Linked DNA regions of Homo sapiens: region 1 is linked to region 2. A link is a loop called in an ENCODE intact Hi-C map of the cell type or tissue named here. Cell type or tissue: HepG2. All regions are shown on one strand. Each heading gives the region's core, and the rest is flanking DNA. Links, peaks and the distances in the headings are about the cores only. Region 1 has its middle 24 kb from the start of GATAD1. Region 2 overlaps AKAP9 (A-kinase anchoring protein 9).

Evidence for each region. A loop is a pair of places that touch in the nucleus more often than their neighbours do. Peaks named below come from ENCODE experiments on the same cell type or tissue, not always from the same donor. Only the 100,000 strongest peaks of a DNase experiment are listed, where the experiment ranks them.
Region 1: it touches region 2 in a loop (9-fold over the local background); 2 of 110 quality-filtered maps call a loop at or near these places.

Annotation. Positions count from the first base shown.
Region 1 is chr7:92,419,527-92,427,868 of GRCh38, forward strand. It overlaps the pseudogene TMBIM7P. Among named protein-coding and RNA genes, the nearest start is that of GATAD1, 24 kb to the right of the region's middle. RefSeq lists an enhancer at 3,443-3,943 and a silencer at 5,201-5,320. In HepG2, for the core only: a CTCF peak has its summit at 5,230 (motif pointing right); a DNase peak (open chromatin) is centred at 5,205; H3K4me3 peaks cover 635 bases.
Region 2 is chr7:92,038,823-92,047,148 of GRCh38, forward strand. AKAP9 (A-kinase anchoring protein 9) reads left to right here. Exons shown (of 50, transcript NM_005751.5): 18 at 1,852-2,076; 19 at 3,224-3,364; 20 at 3,846-3,949; 21 at 6,186-6,391. Among named protein-coding and RNA genes, the nearest start is that of CYP51A1, 91 kb to the right of the region's middle. RefSeq lists an enhancer at 3,213-3,507 and a silencer at 3,213-3,507. In HepG2, for the core only: no CTCF peak of the experiment used is centred there; a DNase peak (open chromatin) is centred at 3,389.

The sequences.
Region 1 (8,342 bases), core at 275-8,274, 380 kb after region 2:
GGGTTATGTGGATTACGTGTCAAAATGGTAATGCTGCATATATATATATATATATATATATATATATATGGTTATGAGTTATATGGTTAAATAAAATATACTATCTAAAGAATGTCACCTGTCCCTTTTGACTTTTTACTGTAGTTACTAGAAAATTTAAGATTATACATATGACTTGCATTTGTGGCTCACATTATACTTCTCTTGGACAACCCAGGTCTGGAGAGCAGTAAATCTGGCTTAGGACAATGAAACCCTAAGGCTTGCTCCTTGTTGGCAGAAAGAAGATGTGACATCATTAAGGAAGGATAACTGGGGTGAGGTAAATTCAGGTGGGGAGCCCTGTCAGCTCTGACCAAGCCCAAGAGAGAGCAGGTTCCAAGTCACACCTGTGGTGGGTTGTCAGCTTCAGAGGCCCACAGAGCAGGCAGTCACTCTGGGGTCCAGGTGACAGTCATTCAGGAACAATGGTGGACGGTAGCATCCCCACCCCATCCTCGCCCTGTCCCCTTCTTGGCCAGTGCCAAGAGCCCACACAAACCACAGTCACATCCCATATTCCCAGACCCCACTTTAGAGAGAAAGGCAGGGAGACAGGGAGGCTGAGCAGCTGAGTGTTTTGTATCCACATGACACTATCACCCAGCCCAAAGGAACTGCTTCAACTGTGAGGTCCAATTACAGTTAAACCAAATGGACATTTAGTTAATTTTCTCCCTGCTAAGTGGACAGTTGGGGTTCATGAAAAAACTCAAGACTCATTGTGTTCCTACATTTCCTCTACACTGCTTGGGTTGTGGTTGGACTGAATTTTGCCATCTCCAATACATAATAAGGGAGAAGAATGTGGTTGACCATGGGTTCAGCTGCCTTTCAAAGTCATCAATGTGAATACCATCTTTAAAATATTTTCTGGCCGGGCATAGTGGCTCATGCCTGTAATCCTAGCAGTTTTGGAGGTGAGGAGGGAGAATCACTTGAGCCTAGGAATTCAAGACCAGCCTGGGCAACATAAGGAGAACCCTACTCTACAAAATATTTAAAAATTAGCCAGGTGTGGTGGCAAATGCTTGTAGTCCCAGCTACTTGGGAGGCTGAGATGGGAGGATCACTTGAGCCCTGGAAGCAGAGGCTGCAATGAGCCATGTCTGCACCACTGCACTCCAGCCTGGGTGACAGGGCAAGAGCCTGTCTCAAAAATAAATAAATAAACAAACAATAAAATAAAATGCTTTGCAATGCAATATTCACTCCCCTGAACCCAGGTCATAGGTTACCTGTGACTTAAAATACTAATGGGCTTTTTAAAAAGTATTCTGGCAGTTTAGAGGATTTTTTTTTTTGAGACATAGTCTCATTCTGTCACCAGGCTGGAGTGCAGTGGCACGATCTCGGTTCACTGCAACCTCCGCCTCCGGGGTTCAAGCGATTCTCCTGCCTCAGCCTCCTGAGTAGATGGGACTACAGGCGCACGCCACCACACCCAGCTGATTTTTGTATTTTTAGTAGAGACGGGGTTTTACCATGTTGGCCAGGATGGTCTCGATCTCTTGACCTTGTGATCCGCCCGCCTTGGCTTCCCGAAAGTGCTGGGATTACAGGCATGAGCCACCACACCTGGCCAGCTTAGAGGATTTTAAATGGCTTAAGGAGTCTGTGCATTCAACAGTGGTCCACCTTACTCATTGCAAGGAAGCCTATCTATTTACAAATAGGCTGGTTTCTACAAATGGCCAGCTTTAAGATGGCAAATACTGATCTCATCATGAATTAAAGTTGAATCTCTAACTTTTGATACAGTTTAACTAAATATCTAGTAGATCCTTCTGTCTCTCTGACACTTCTTTTTCCACTAGGAAAATGCTAAAATTCTGCATGTGTGTAAGATCTTCCTTATGATGTGTGCCAAACAGCTTGGGAAATGCACTCCCTTCTGTGTAAGTTATTTACCTAACTAAGGCCAGCCCATGCTTTACAAAAGGAAATTGACCAGGACTGAAAGGAGGGGCCGCAGGAAATGCTGCATCAGATCTCAAGAACACCCTATGGTTGGACAGAGGCTGAGCCATCTCACAATTCAACTGAAATAATCTCAAATTATGAGATGTTCTCTGGGACATCTTGGCATTTTGGAGCCTGGTAAACTGTACAACTTTTAAATTTTTAAATTCCCTGTATCAGTCAGGGCCCCAGCAAGGAACAGATGACACACTCAAATAGGATGATTTGAGGAGGGTTTGTTTGTAAAGGAACTCTCCACAGAAGTGTCTGCAGGCAACCAGAACGGGTAGTGAAGTAAGCTAGTCTGGCAGCCAGCCAAAGAGCTGTTACCAGCCCCAGGCCCAAAGAGGAAAGGAGAGGGGGCAGTTACAGGAGTCCAGAAGGTTGTGTTGAGTTGGCCACCTTGTGACAGGCAGTGAATCTTGCTAAGGCACACCGCTAGCCCAAGAGGAACTTGTCATTGGGAGGAAGCCATAGGAATCAGTACCTCTCTCTTCCTGCCTCCTGTCTCCAGCTGGAACTCCCCATTGGCCAAAGCCCATGGAAAGCCCTAAGGCAAGAGGGCCCTGGAGGTGAGACCTCCAGGACTGAGAGAGCAGGGGAAGGCATAGGAAAATGGGTTGGGGACAAAGGGACATACCTGGCACACTCCCTTCAATAATACCTACTTTTGTTTGTAGAGCAAACAAAGTGAGTGCTAGCATCACCAGAGTGGTTGCAGCTGTTGCCCATGACACTTCCTCGGCCTTGTAGAAACTAAAACCAGAGACTGTGATTATTGTTCACATACATTCCGAGAAAAGCACACACAAATCAAAGGAAATGTGTATCAAAGACTCACACTGATACGGCTCCTAGCTGCAGACCTTGAAGAGCTGTCTAAAAACAAAATTCACAATAAATCAGAAGCCTGCTTCCCGAGGCATGGGGGCGAGGCCCGGAATCCAGAAGAGGTGATTTGAGGGGTGTGCTTCTGAGCAGGGTCTAGGGAGCAAGGCGGAATATGCACAGCCTGGTACACACAGCCACAGGGCAACTATGGGGAATGAATAGAATTCAGTATTTCTGTAACATCCTCCCTATGATGGACAAGAGAAAATTATTTATTAGTAAACATTTCTTTGAACACAATAGTAACTTTAACATACTCAGTGAATTGAACATGTATTAATTATGAATGTAGAAACCAAGGTAAAAAGGTTCATTTGTAGACCATATTGTCATTCATCAAAGGGGGCCATCCACACTGTATCAATGTTTCATCAGGACAGGATATGCGGTATCTAAGCTTCATAACATTCTGGGTACAGATGCTTTCCAAGGCACCTGAGGGACAGCCTTCCAACCTCAGACATGGGATGAGAAACAAGGTCTTCCCAGTGCCGGAGATGGGGCTGGAGGGCAGATACTGGCAGAGCAGAGTGTGGAGCTGCGTCTGCAGGTGCAGTCCTGGGCTTAGGAGGACTGTCATCACCCAAATAGAGCCAGGGGTGCGGGGAAAGGTGGGATAGGGGCAGGGGCTGAGAGCCAGCAGGCAGTCAGGCTGGAGGATGAGACCAAGAAAGGCACTGAGGTTGTGCCCAGGCCCACAGTCAGGCCCACCAAGGCATGAGGACAACAGAGCAGTGGCCGCAGGGCTGAAGGCATGCCCAGCTCCAAGGCTGCTCTGCCAGAGGCAAATCCAGAGACTGGGCTGACCCACTGGTCCACGGGCAGAGCCAGGAAAGACTCCTCCAGTCTCCAGGGGTAAAAATGAAGGCCCATCCTAGTACGAGGCCTGCGAGAGAAGGCTTTGAACTCCCGCTGGCCAAGGATGGCCAGGAGCAGAGGCTGGGAAAGAAGTGGAGTCTCCAAAGTCCTGGGTTGCCCCTCTGGCATCTCCAAACCCAGTGGGTAATTGCCTGATTCTCTACTTTGTACAACTTAATTAAGTTGGCTTTCTCTATTTCCATTATAGGGAAAACAGTGTATCTAGTCTCCATACAAATGATATTTAATAATGTGCTTGCTTCCAGCCTTCCTCTCCAGATGACTTTCTTCCTCTTATACTGGATCGGTTGCTTCCTATTTCTCCAGCTCCAGCAGCACATGAAGGAGGTGTACATGTGTGTGGTGTGGATGGTGTATATGTGAGTTTGAGTGAGGTGTGTGTGGTGTGTGTGCCTGTGTGTCTGTGTAATATGTGTAAGTGTGTGAGTGTGCATGTGTATGTGGTGTATGTGGTATGAGTAGTGTGTGTAAATGTGTGGTGTGTGTATGACTGTGTGTGTATGTGCTATGAGTGGTGTGTGTAAATGTGTGGTGTGTGTGTGACTGTGTGTGTGTATGTGGCGTAAGGGGTGTGTGTGGTGCGAATGGCATGAGGGGGTGTGGAGTGTGTGTGACTGTGTGTTGTGTGTGTAAATGTGTGACTGTATGTGTAATTGGGAGCGACTGGGAGGAGACAGGGAGAGAGAAGAGGAAATGGTTTCAAGCTAGAAAATGGCTTTCGGTTTTTGAAAGAGTGGAAGAGAGAATAGGAAGAGGCCGTGGAAGTCACAACTGTCTGAAGACTTCAAGAGCTCAGAACATGGGCTCAAGAGGCCAAAATTCTATGGGACAAAAGCTGTTGTCAGTGAAATGTGTTTTCCTTTTTTCCCTCAACTCCTTTTCTGAAATGGGCTTTTTCCCATATATCTTTTAACCCTTGGGCATGAGGTTAAGTCTGGAAAACATAACTAATGCTTTGCCCCTGTATAATATCTCTTCTTTTAAGCCGTTACTTGCTTTGAGATAAACAGCAAAACCTCAGAGATGAGAGCTTCCTTGGAGACCAATAACTTTTATCTCTTGTAATAAACGTTAAGGCCATTTAAAATTTTTAAGTAAAAAACTCAAACATTTCTGGGAAACCAGCACGCCCTCCTGTCGCCCTTCCCCCACCGTCTCGGCTCCCAGATTCCCGCCTCTGTCTGGCTTCCAGCCCCGCCCCGTTCTGAGTGTGATCTGTGCTGTCAGTGCAGGAACTGGGACACCCCACTGCTGGCCCGGGCAGTGAACAGGGTACCCACACCAGCTAAGGAAGCCTCCTCCATGCTTTGGCAGGTGAGGCAATGTCCAAACGTGGACAGCAGGCAGCCCGTCTTCTCCAGCCTCAGGAGCTAGCTATTCCTCCCAGCATGTAAATCCCCAGGGTCGCTACACCGTACTGGTGCTGAGTCTCACCGACGGTCACGTGTTCTTGCTCACTTTGACCACCAGGGGGCGCAGAACCAAACCTAGGCTCCAGACGCGTGCATAGGACTTGATGCATTTTGTACACTAATCTAACCATTATCTTTATTTTCTAGCCCATTTTTCCTTTCATCAGATTTCTCCATTAATTGATCTTATCTTCGTATATTATGGATATTTTTATAAGCCACCTCAAGTCTTATTTGGAATCAGATGGGGAATAAATCAATTGGTAAATAAATCTTCCCGTGAAAGAATGATCAACACTGCTTGGGAAGAAATGCCAACCTTCCCCAAAAAAGAATCGTTTGCTGGCCGGGCGCGGTTGCTCACATCTGTAATCCCAGCACTTTGGGAGGCCGAGGCAGGCGGATCACCTGAGGTCAGGATTTCTTAGACCAGCCTGGCCAACATGGTGAAACCCCATCTCTACTAAAAATACAAAAATTAGCCGGGCGTGGTGGTATGCACCTATAATCCCAGGTACTCGGGAGGCTGAGGCAGGAGAATCGCTTGAACCTGGGAGGCGGAGGTTGCAGTGAGCCGAGATCGTGCCATTGCACTCCAGCCTGGGCGACAAGAGCGAGAGACTTCGTCTCCAAAAAAAAAAAGAAAGAATTGTTTGCTGACAATCTCCTGAATCATACTGAGACGGTTCTGGGTTTTCATAAGAGGACCCAAACACTCTCGGAGTTACTATCTGTGAGCTTCAGAGAGACCACACCTCCGGGAGGCAAGAGGTTTGGCTTGACCCGCCTGACTCCTGGAGGATGCCGGGTCCCTGGGGAGGAGCCCTGCGACCTTTGGGGAGCTAAGCCCTGAGTTGGAATGCAGGGAAACTGGTGGAAATTCGAGTTCTATTCAGGTTTAGAAAAATCTAGGAGCTTCAGGTACCTGCTGAGAGCTGGCACGATCCTGGGGTTTCTGTGGGCAGCACAGAAAGGAATTGGCTGCAAGAAAGGGAGCCACCCTGGGTTCTGTGGTCTAGGGTGGCACCAACGACAGAAAATGGGCAGATGTGGCGAAGCCTTGTGAGTGGAAGCCACCACAATGAGGCGCTGGGGAACCCGGAACGCGGGACCAGGAACCAAGCCGCAGTTAAATCAGGAGAGCCCTCTCAGCCCCTGACTCTGCGGTGCTGGGAAAGCCCTCATGAGCTGAGATGCATCTCAAGCTGTGGAAATGAGGGAGAACCTCGCTCAGAGATGGGTTCTGCTTCCAGTGGGACTTCAAGAAGAAATAAAATACATTTTACAAGAATAAAGAAATATAAACTTCTTGCACACGACTTTGTGAACTAGACGTGGAATCCACTCTCCATAACGAAATGTGTTTGCACCTGAGAGGGGTCCCAGCAACAGTCAGGTTAACTGTTCCTGAAGTGCAGCCCAGACTCGGGAGTGCGCTCCCCAAGGTGCCCTCATCAGAGGCAAGTGTGCCAGCAGGAAGTCGCCCAGATGCCCAGATCCCCTAATCTGCTCAAAGGGTGTGATACCATCTCATAAGTTTACTACTTCATTACAAACAAAATTCCGCCAAGAGAATGTTTCACAAGTAATTTCTATCTGTATTGTTCCACAGGAAGAGTTTCCACAATAAAATGAATGAATTTAATAACGCGACAAAAATATATTTCAGAGGTGAACTAGAACAGGTGCTGTCAAGGTTTACTTACAAAGAATCCCAGGAGAATGTAATCTGCAGGCACCTGACGGGGGAGATTCCCACAGCAATCAAGTATAATAAGTATGGCAAAAAATGCTGAGCTGGAGGATAATTTAAAACCACGTGTTATTTGCTTTCACAGACTATATCATAGCGTATATTATACAGAGATAAATAGATGTAGATATAGATCATAGTAATACTTACCATGATCTTACTTATCTCATAGTATTATAAACAAAAATGTTAATTATTATTTTTGCCTTTTCTTAGTTTTGTTTTTTTTTTTTTTTTTGAGACAAAGTCTCGCTCTTGTCGCCCAGACTGGAGTGCAATGGCGCGATCTCGTCTCACTGCAACCTCCACCTCCCGGGTTCAAGCGAGTCTCCTGCCTCAGCCTCCCGAGTAGCTGGGATTACAGGTGCCTGCCACCACGCCCGGCTAATTTTTGTATTTTTAGTAGAGATGGGGTTTCACCATGTTGGCCAGGCTGGTCTACGAACTCCAGACCTCAGGTGATCTGCCCTCCTCGGCCTCCCAAAGTGCTGGGATTACAGGCGTGAGCCACTGCGCCCGGCCTTCTTAGCTTTTAAAATTAACTTTTCTCATTTCCATCCACAGATAGCTTATGGGGCATTAAAATATTTTTATTTTAAAATAATTATAGATTCACAGGAAGTTGCAGAGAGATAAAGAGGTCCCGTGAAATCTTCACTTAGTTTCCCCCAGTGATTACATCTCATGTATTTATAGTACAGTACCAAAACCAGTAATTTGACATTGATACAGTGTATATATCATCTATGTCATCAAATTATGACACAAATCTATGTGCAGATGCCTGTAACCTCCATCACAATCAAGATTCAGAACTGTCTATCCTTCAAGAAAACATGCACAAAGACCTCTCTTATACTGCCCCAGCCCTGTATAGTGTGAAAGTCACCAGTGCCAAGATGGAGTCACTTAGGTCACACCCAGAATGGAGCCAGAGGTCATGAAGGAGGGGATCTCATATATCTGAGATAAGAACTAGCCCAAAGACCTTTTAAAAACACGCAAGAAATTTCTATATGCCCCACATGTCCCTACGTGTCCTGCCCACATGTCTATAATAGGGTATATCACAAAAAATTCCTCAAGATCGCAGCATTCCAGCCAAGCTGCTCTCACAAAAACACTTGCCTGGCAATGGCTGTCTCCACCAATGACTTAGCACCAGCTCCCGTGACAAGCCCCTTTGACCAATGATCTTTGTTTCAAAATAATTTACATAGACTTCTCTTTGCCTTTTAAAGGCTTCCTCTTATCCCAACCTCTCCATCATCCATCATGGCCCGTGTATCCCACCTGGCAATGCCCCTGCCACTTCCGAATACACTCTGCAGGAAGCCTCTCTCTCTATCGTTAATTTAGGTTGACAATAGTAACACCCACACCCACACACTCAACCCTAACTCCTG
Region 2 (8,326 bases), core at 1-8,000:
TTTCACTTTAAAAATATTAGCAATAGTGCTGCTTAATGTTTGGAGGAGGAAAATATCAAATTCAGTCTTATGACTCACGTTGTTTTGTTTTGTTTTGTTTTTGAGGCTGAGTCTCACTCTGTCGCCAGGGTGGAGTGCAGTGGCATGATCTCGGCTCACTGCAACCTCCATCTCCCAGGTTCAGGCGATTCTCCTGCCTCAGCCTCCTGAGTAACTGGGACTCCATGCGCGTGCCACCACATCCAGCTAATTTTTGTATTTTTAGTAGAGACAGGATTTTACCATGTTGGACAGGATGGTCTCGATCTCTTGACCTTGTGATCTACCCTCCTCAGCCTCCCAAAGTGCTGGGATTACAGGCATGAGCCACCGTGCCCAGCCAGTTCACACTGTTAATGTGTTTTATTAATTGTAAGATATATGGATAAGTGACTTAATATTAGTATCAAATAAAACAAGTCTGGTTCATAGTATTCTTGTTTATCTTAAAGATGTTGTACCTGGTAAAATCCCATTGTAAGTTGTACGTACATTAATTCTGTTTCAACCAATTCAAGATTAATTATACTACAATTTGGTAATATCTGTGAATAAAAGATTTGCTTAATTAAATATAACAACATTAGAAGGAAATAGCTACCTATTTAGGAAGACTAAAAGATTTTACTATCTATATCCTAATTCTTGATTTATGTACTTATTTATTAATAGAAGATCCATTCTGTGTCTGTACCTCAACTGTTCACTGCCTTTAACAGAAAGTAATAAATCCTACTTCTTTTAACATTATCTGAATTAAAATTTTTTATTAATATTCAGGATAGGTTATGTTTTGTTCAGACTAATATTCAAGTAAAATTGCCAACTCCAGGCCGAGTGTGGTGGCTCATGCCTGTAATCCCAGCACTTTGGGAGGCCGAGGCAGGTGGATCACTTGAGGTCAGGAGTTCGAGACCAGCTTAGCCAACATGGTAAAACCCCCTCTCTACTAAAAATACAAAAATTAGCTGGGCATGGCAGTACATGCCTGTAATCCCAGCTACTTGGGAGGCTGAGGCAGAGGAATCACTTGAACTGGGGAGATGAAGGTTGCAGTGAGCCAAGGTGGTGCCACTGCACTCCAGCCTGGGTGACACCAAGACTCCCTCTCAAAAATAAATAAAATAAAATTGCCAACTCTTTATGGAATGCAAAACTTGTTAGGTGTTCTTCAAGACCTCTTTAATTTACCAGCAACTGTTCAAAGCAAAATTATTTGTATAAGTAACATTCCTCCAGGAAATGATGTACTCGTAGAACATATTAAGGAGTTGACTTCTTATGAGTGTGAGACTCTGGAATGTAAAGCTTTTATCTTCAAATAAAATGTATTGAAAATTATTTTTTATCAGTAGTTCTCTGTAGTACTGTGATAACCACTGTGTAAATTAAATGGGTAGTTTCTCATGTTTCATACATTTAATTTTAAAATATAAATATTCCATGGATATTATTTTCCCTTCATAAAATGTCAAGAGGAATAATGGCATTATAGCTTCGTTAAGAGTAGAAGGAATCTTAAGTATCTTAGTTCTTTTTTTTCTATTAGAATTAGATTAAGTCTAAACTAATTGATAAATAGCTGTTTTGCTTTTGGAAAATAATGATAAAGTAGCTTTATGTTGTTTTAGAGTTGTAATTAAGAAAAACACCATTTTAAAAATTATGTTTTTGTTTAATAATAAAATATCACATGCTTTATGGGATAAGGAATAGAATTGCTTTCGTATTTGTTTACAATATTAATGCTGACAGATTTTTACAAAATGTGTTATGGTTGAATTGTTTTTTTTTTTTTTTTTACTATTAAAGATTCATGATGAGATTTCAGTGTCAAGCATGGATGCTTCTAGACAACTAATGTTGAATGAAGAACAGTTGGAAGATATGAGACAGGAACTTGTACGACAATACCAAGAACATCAACAGGCAACGGAATTGTTAAGGCAAGCACATATGCGGCAAATGGAGAGACAGCGAGAAGACCAGGAACAGCTACAAGAAGAGATTAAGAGACTTAATAGACAATTAGCCCAGGTAAGGGTCTTGTAGTCCCCTTTCTCTCCCCAGTTATTTTTTTTTCCAAACACCAACTTGAACCAGATCCCCAATTAAAACAACAGTATTTTTTATGTAGCCATAATTTTTTTTTTTTTTTGCCGAAATCTGAATAAACTACATATATTTAGCATCAGGAACACACTCTATACTAAGACAGCAGCTTTAGATCTTGTTAGGGACACCTATCTCAACCTTGGAGTGGGCATTGTCTTTCTGTCATTTTATTTAACTCCTTTTTCAAGCACTGGAAAAGTGGCTACACGGTTTTGTTTTTTTCTTTTAAATCATTCCATTAGCCATATATAGCAAACTCACTTTGACATTTTGGAAATAACATTGTGCTGAGGTGCTCCATTATGCAGTTACTATCATTCAGTTTTACTATCTTCATTTATAGTTTTGTGAGTCCACCAATTAGCATCTCGAAGGTTTACCTTTATCTGTCTTTAATCCATCTTTTTAATCATGAATGGAAATCGGAAGTAGTATGCTTCTGAAACTCTTTCCAGGGAAACATCTCTTCTTGATTTGAGAAATGCAAATTTATTTAACATTCTTATCCCTTTCTTGACTAAATTTAAATACTTCTTGGTATTTGGGAGCTGGATTCTTGTCAACTGCTGTATAAAATATACTCACAAAACCATTGCAGAAAAGCAAGAAATATTTATGTAGAAGTTCTTATGAAAACTTATTGAATTTAATTTTGAAAACTGAAGCTAAGAGAGATAATAAATATCTAGAGATAACTATTAACAGTATTCTTTCAAACATAAAATAATAAGATAATTGGGAGCTGAGCATAAAACATTATTTGGAAAAATTAACTTTGCTTTTCTTCATTGCATTTTGTGAATTCAAACTTCTTAATTTTCAATGCAAAATTGACAAAAATTAATTGAACTGCACAAATTCCTGAATATATAGACTTAATTGGCTTTTAAAAAATATTTTAAATTTTGCATTGATCTTTGTATATACTTTTAACCCCTTACGATGGAATATGAATCATAAGTAGAACCAGGGCCTGTTGGTCCCGGGGGTTAAAAGAAATCTGCTTAATATTTCTACCCTTTTTCTCTATCACAAACAGTATTCTTTCATGACCTTTTTTCTTATTTAGAGATCCTCCATAGATAATGAAAACCTGGTTTCAGAGAGAGAGAGGGTGCTTTTAGAGGAGCTGGAAGCACTAAAGCAGCTGTCTTTAGCTGGAAGAGAGAAGCTGTGTTGTGAGCTGCGCAACAGCAGTACGCAAACACAGGTAGTATGGACTTTGCCCCACCTAGGAGCAATGGATCACCAATTCAGTAGGATTTGTTTGTCTTTGTTGTTGGTATGAGATGTATTCTTTTATAGGTACTGAGCTTAACATATTTGTGACTGCATGTGTGTAAGGTAGGTGGAGTCAAAATGCCTTACATTTCATTTAAGGTAATTTGAATCTGACATTCTGTTAACAGCAAGTATTGTTTCACCAAAGAGAACCTAACAAACTTTATTGTTGCACTACAGCATGGATAATTTGAACCCATTAAAATTTTTTATTTGTGTACGAGAATGTTTTATCCTCTTTTGATAACACTAATCTCGAGTGTAGTTAAATATTATACCAACCAGTATCAATTTTGTGCACAGAGGTTTCTATTTTATCTCATACCAATATAGAAGAATGACATGCTGTTTCCAAGTTGACAGGTTTTCTTTCTGTCTTCTCCTCTCTTCCTTTACACAAACTTAAACAGAATGGAAATGAAAACCAAGGAGAAGTTGAAGAACAAACATTTAAAGAAAAGGAATTAGACAGAAAACCTGAAGATGTGCCTCCTGAGATTTTGTCTAATGAAAGGTATACAAAATGTGTACTTTTTCAGTGCAAAGTAAATTAAAATGGTTGTTTCAATGTAATAGACTTTGTCCTTATTTTTATCTTGTACATTGATACTTTGTCTTAAAAATCATCATACCATCTGTGTATGAAACATGTCCATGTATGTGTAGTATGTAAAGGATTTTCAGTTTTTCATCATTAAATAGATAACATTTTAAAAAAATCTTTTCTATATAAATTTTGATTGGATATTAATCACATACTTAACTGTTAATCACCTGATGTTAGCAAAACTTTTCCTTACTTTGATTTTGTAGAGGTTAATATAAAAATGTGAAATATTAAGTGAGAATAGTTATCCTACATTAGTATTAAAGACTTTAAGCACAATATTTTAAACTTTGTTTTGTTCAAATGAAAATAATTTCTTTAATTTTAAATTAAAACTAATATTTACTTCTTAATTTCCTCCTTTTCCAATTTCTGTGACTGTCAACCCTCTTGTGTCCTCCTAACCTCCTTCCTCAGCTTGCATGGAGGAATTTGGCCCCTAAGATTTTGGCTTCCCCATTGGATCATCAGTATGGAACGCAGTCAGTATGGAACTCAAACAAGAAAGACAGTGTATGAAAATTAGAGTTACCACGGCAATATAAAATAAACACTTTGTTTATTTTATATTATTTATCTCTAATTGGTAAATTTTGAAAACTATGCAGTATTTAATTTCTAGGAATTTTTATAGTAAGTGCCAATAAAATGAGTATTTTTTTTTAACCACCATATTAATTTTAATCATTTCTCTTAAGTAGAAATATTTTCACATTATTCTAGTTCTGGGGTTTGGGGCTTAAACAAAACCTCAGAACAAGTTAAGGAAATAAAACCCTTGGCTTCCTACTAAATTAGTTTAGTTTTATTTTTAGTATTCTTGATTATATAAGCAGAGAACTTGATCTAGGTGCAAAAATAGAACCGTCTCTTTCACTTGACAAATACTAACGGAAAACTTCTCCATTTATTATCTTGTCTTAAAATAGATATGTCATGTGCCTGTGAAACAGGTATCCTTTAGCCTGATTTTTGGCAAGCTCCTACAGTGTGAAGCTAAAAGATAAAACTGTCTTAAGGCAGAAGACCTTTACCATGAAAATCTTTTATTTTGTCTGCATGTATAAAGTGTGCCTTTGTTGAACTGAGTTGCTAGGACAAGAGAGTTGTTTAGTTTTTAAGAAAATTAATCAGGCAGTCTTCTGAATCACCATTTATGGAAGTAGCTTTCTTTGCATGGTAGAATGTTCATGTTAAGCAAAAAAGAGAGTGTACAAAAACACTTTGTTCGGGATGATCTCATTTTTGTTTTTAAAATACGTATATATTTATAAGAGAGGCAGGAGGAAAAGTCTAGAAATACAGGCATTAAAATTGTAATAGTGATTGCTGAGGTTTTTTGGTGAGTGGTTAGCAGTATTTTCCAAATTTTTTAAAATAAGGATTACTTTTTAAAAAGAGAGACACACCAAATTCATTCTAGTTGAAAACAGGTTTCTTCTGCCGACTTAAATGAGTGTGGTGAGTGTAACTTGAGAAATTTCTGTCCCTGGAGCAGATGTAATAAAAACGGCCTATGATACTCTCTGTGGTGTTGACAGATAGTGAAATTTCATTACAGACCTTTTTAAAAACACATCGCTGCCTAACTATTACTTTTTGTAATTTAAACATTCAGCTCATTACCATTAACTTGTACAAATACTACCACATAATTTTTTCTGGTGTGATTTTAAAATTATGTTTCAAAATATGTTTTTATGTTTAACATATAGAAAGATTTAAATGTGCAAAATACATATGTATAACCATGGGCAGCAAGCTCAATAACTTGCATATGCTTTGGCACTACCATACTTTTTAAAACTTAAATTTTGTCTCCCAAGATTTTCTCTTAACCTAGTTACTGGCTTAAGACTTTAGTTATTTTTTTCAAGTCAATTAAATACCGTACATTTTAAAAAATGGTATGATTAAGCTAATTGGCCAAAATTTTTCAGACAAAAACAAATCATTTTATAATATAGTTACAAATAAAAAACAAGAAGCACTTTATTGTAGATGCTATTGGGTATTTTAATAAAAAGGATCATCTGTTATTTTTCAAATCAAATATTTTGCAGTGTACTTTTTAGTGGACATAAGCAAAGTGTTTGCTTCAAAAATATTAAACATTTTAATCAGTGCTTCTTTATCTATACAGGTATGCACTCCAGAAAGCTAATAATAGACTTTTGAAGATCCTCTTAGAAGTTGTAAAGACAACAGCAGCTGTTGAAGAAACAATTGGTCGCCATGTCCTTGGGATTCTAGATAGATCTAGTAAAAGCCAGTCATCTGCCAGCCTAATTTGGAGGTCAGAAGCAGAGGCATCTGTAAAGTCATGTGTCCATGAGGAACATACAAGAGGTACTAGTTTTCTGTGTTGTGGAAACAATCATTTCAACAAATCTGCTGAGTTCAAGGCATTTTGCCATGTGTTGAAAATATAGAAGAGAAAATAAGTATTTTCCAGCAAATGGACCTTCAAACAGAAATACATTAGAGCAACTCTTTTCAAACACCATTATTGTATAGCATTTGCAAGTGGGTATCATAGAGTTGTCATTATATTTACCCAGGGTTGCCACAGTGCCTACATAAACCAGAATGCTGTTACATTTCTCCACCGATAAAAGAAAATTTATATATCAGCACTTAGTACTCTTACCAGTATCTGTGAGGTATGGATGACATCCTGAAACCATCCTATAGATTAAGGAAAGATTAGAAATAAAGACTTTTTAGGAACCCAGCACCAGCTTCATGTACCTGTTGAAATGGTTAGAAGAAAGTCTTGATAAGAAACCCAAGATTTGGTGTTACCTTTGGACTGTCCTTTGCTAGATTCTTTCTTCCTTTTGAAAAAGTGAGTTGAAATATTACACAATGTGTATGGATCCAGAGATTAGGTCCTGATATGCCAGAGCTGTCTTCGTAACTCTGTCTTCCTTCAGCTGTGTGGATTCAGCTCTTCTTTCCGTTTCTTTTTTTTTTTTTTTTTTTTTGAGACAGAGTCTTGCTCTGTCGCCCAGGCTGGAGTGCAGTGGCGCAGTCTGGGCTCACTGCAACCTCTGTCTCCCGGGTTCAAGCAATTCTCCTGCCTCAGCCTCTCAACTAGCTGGGACTACAGGTGCATGCCACCATGCCCAGCTAATTTTTGTATTTTTAGTAGAGACAGGATTTTACCCTGTTAGCCAGGCTGGTCTTGAATTCCTGACCTCAGGTGATCTCCCTGGTTTGGCCTCCCAAAGTGCTAGGATTACAGGCGTGAGCCACCATGCCCGGCCTCTTCTTTCTATTTCTTCCCATCACATTGCTGAACTCCATTGTCTCTTGTTTTTTCAATTTCTTTTTCCTTGTAGGAGAGGGAAATGAGGAAATCAAAAGAGGGGAAAAGTTTTGTGAGATGGAGAAACATAGGATGTGGACTCCTGGCTCACAAGATCAAGCCCACAGTTCACTACCATTCCACACTCAAGCACTTCTCCCATAGAGGCAGACCTAAAATGCCAGTTTTTGTAATTTTTGAGAGAATTCTGTTTGTTAAATTTCATGTGGAGAAATGAAAAGAAATTATCCCATTTATGGAAGGTTTGCCTAATTATAAGTTGGCCAGTAGTGTGTTTCTAGGTACAGAGAAAAGCTTGATTTGGAATTGCAAATAAAACTGATTTTTAAACACCTTAGCTGAGTTCAAAGATAGTTTTAAAAATTGTTTTTAGTAAATTAAGAGCTGAAATAATACTGAATTTTAAACCTTGCTTTCAAATTCACTCTTTTCAAACTTGGTGGAAGGATTTTTCAAATTAACTTCACTCTTGGTTAAGCTCTCAGTCACGGCTATTTTATTTCTGCATATGGATCTTTATAGAGAAGAATTAGGTAACATTTTCTTGGTCTGATAAAAGTGTTTATCAAATTATGCTTTTTAAAAAACAATTATTTCACAAGCTTGTTTCACTTAACCATTTAGGGAGGGATTTTGCTGTTCTGCTGGTAAGACCTAGACCAGGTTGACTGCCATATTCAGAAGAGACTCTGAGAATGTTCTGTGCATTACAGATGTATTTTGTGCTTTTGTTGTTGTTGTTAGCAGTTCTCTTAGATACTTCTCAACATGGCTGCCAAAGTATTCAGCAGACAACATACCTTGAAAGACAGTGAACTTACTTCCAGAGCACTGTCTCCATAAAAGGGAATAAATGGATAATTTAACTCAAGCACAGAGGATTATATTTATGTTCATTTTCCATGAGAAAGCAGACCTAAAAAGACTTCTGATCCACTAGCCTATTTTCTTGC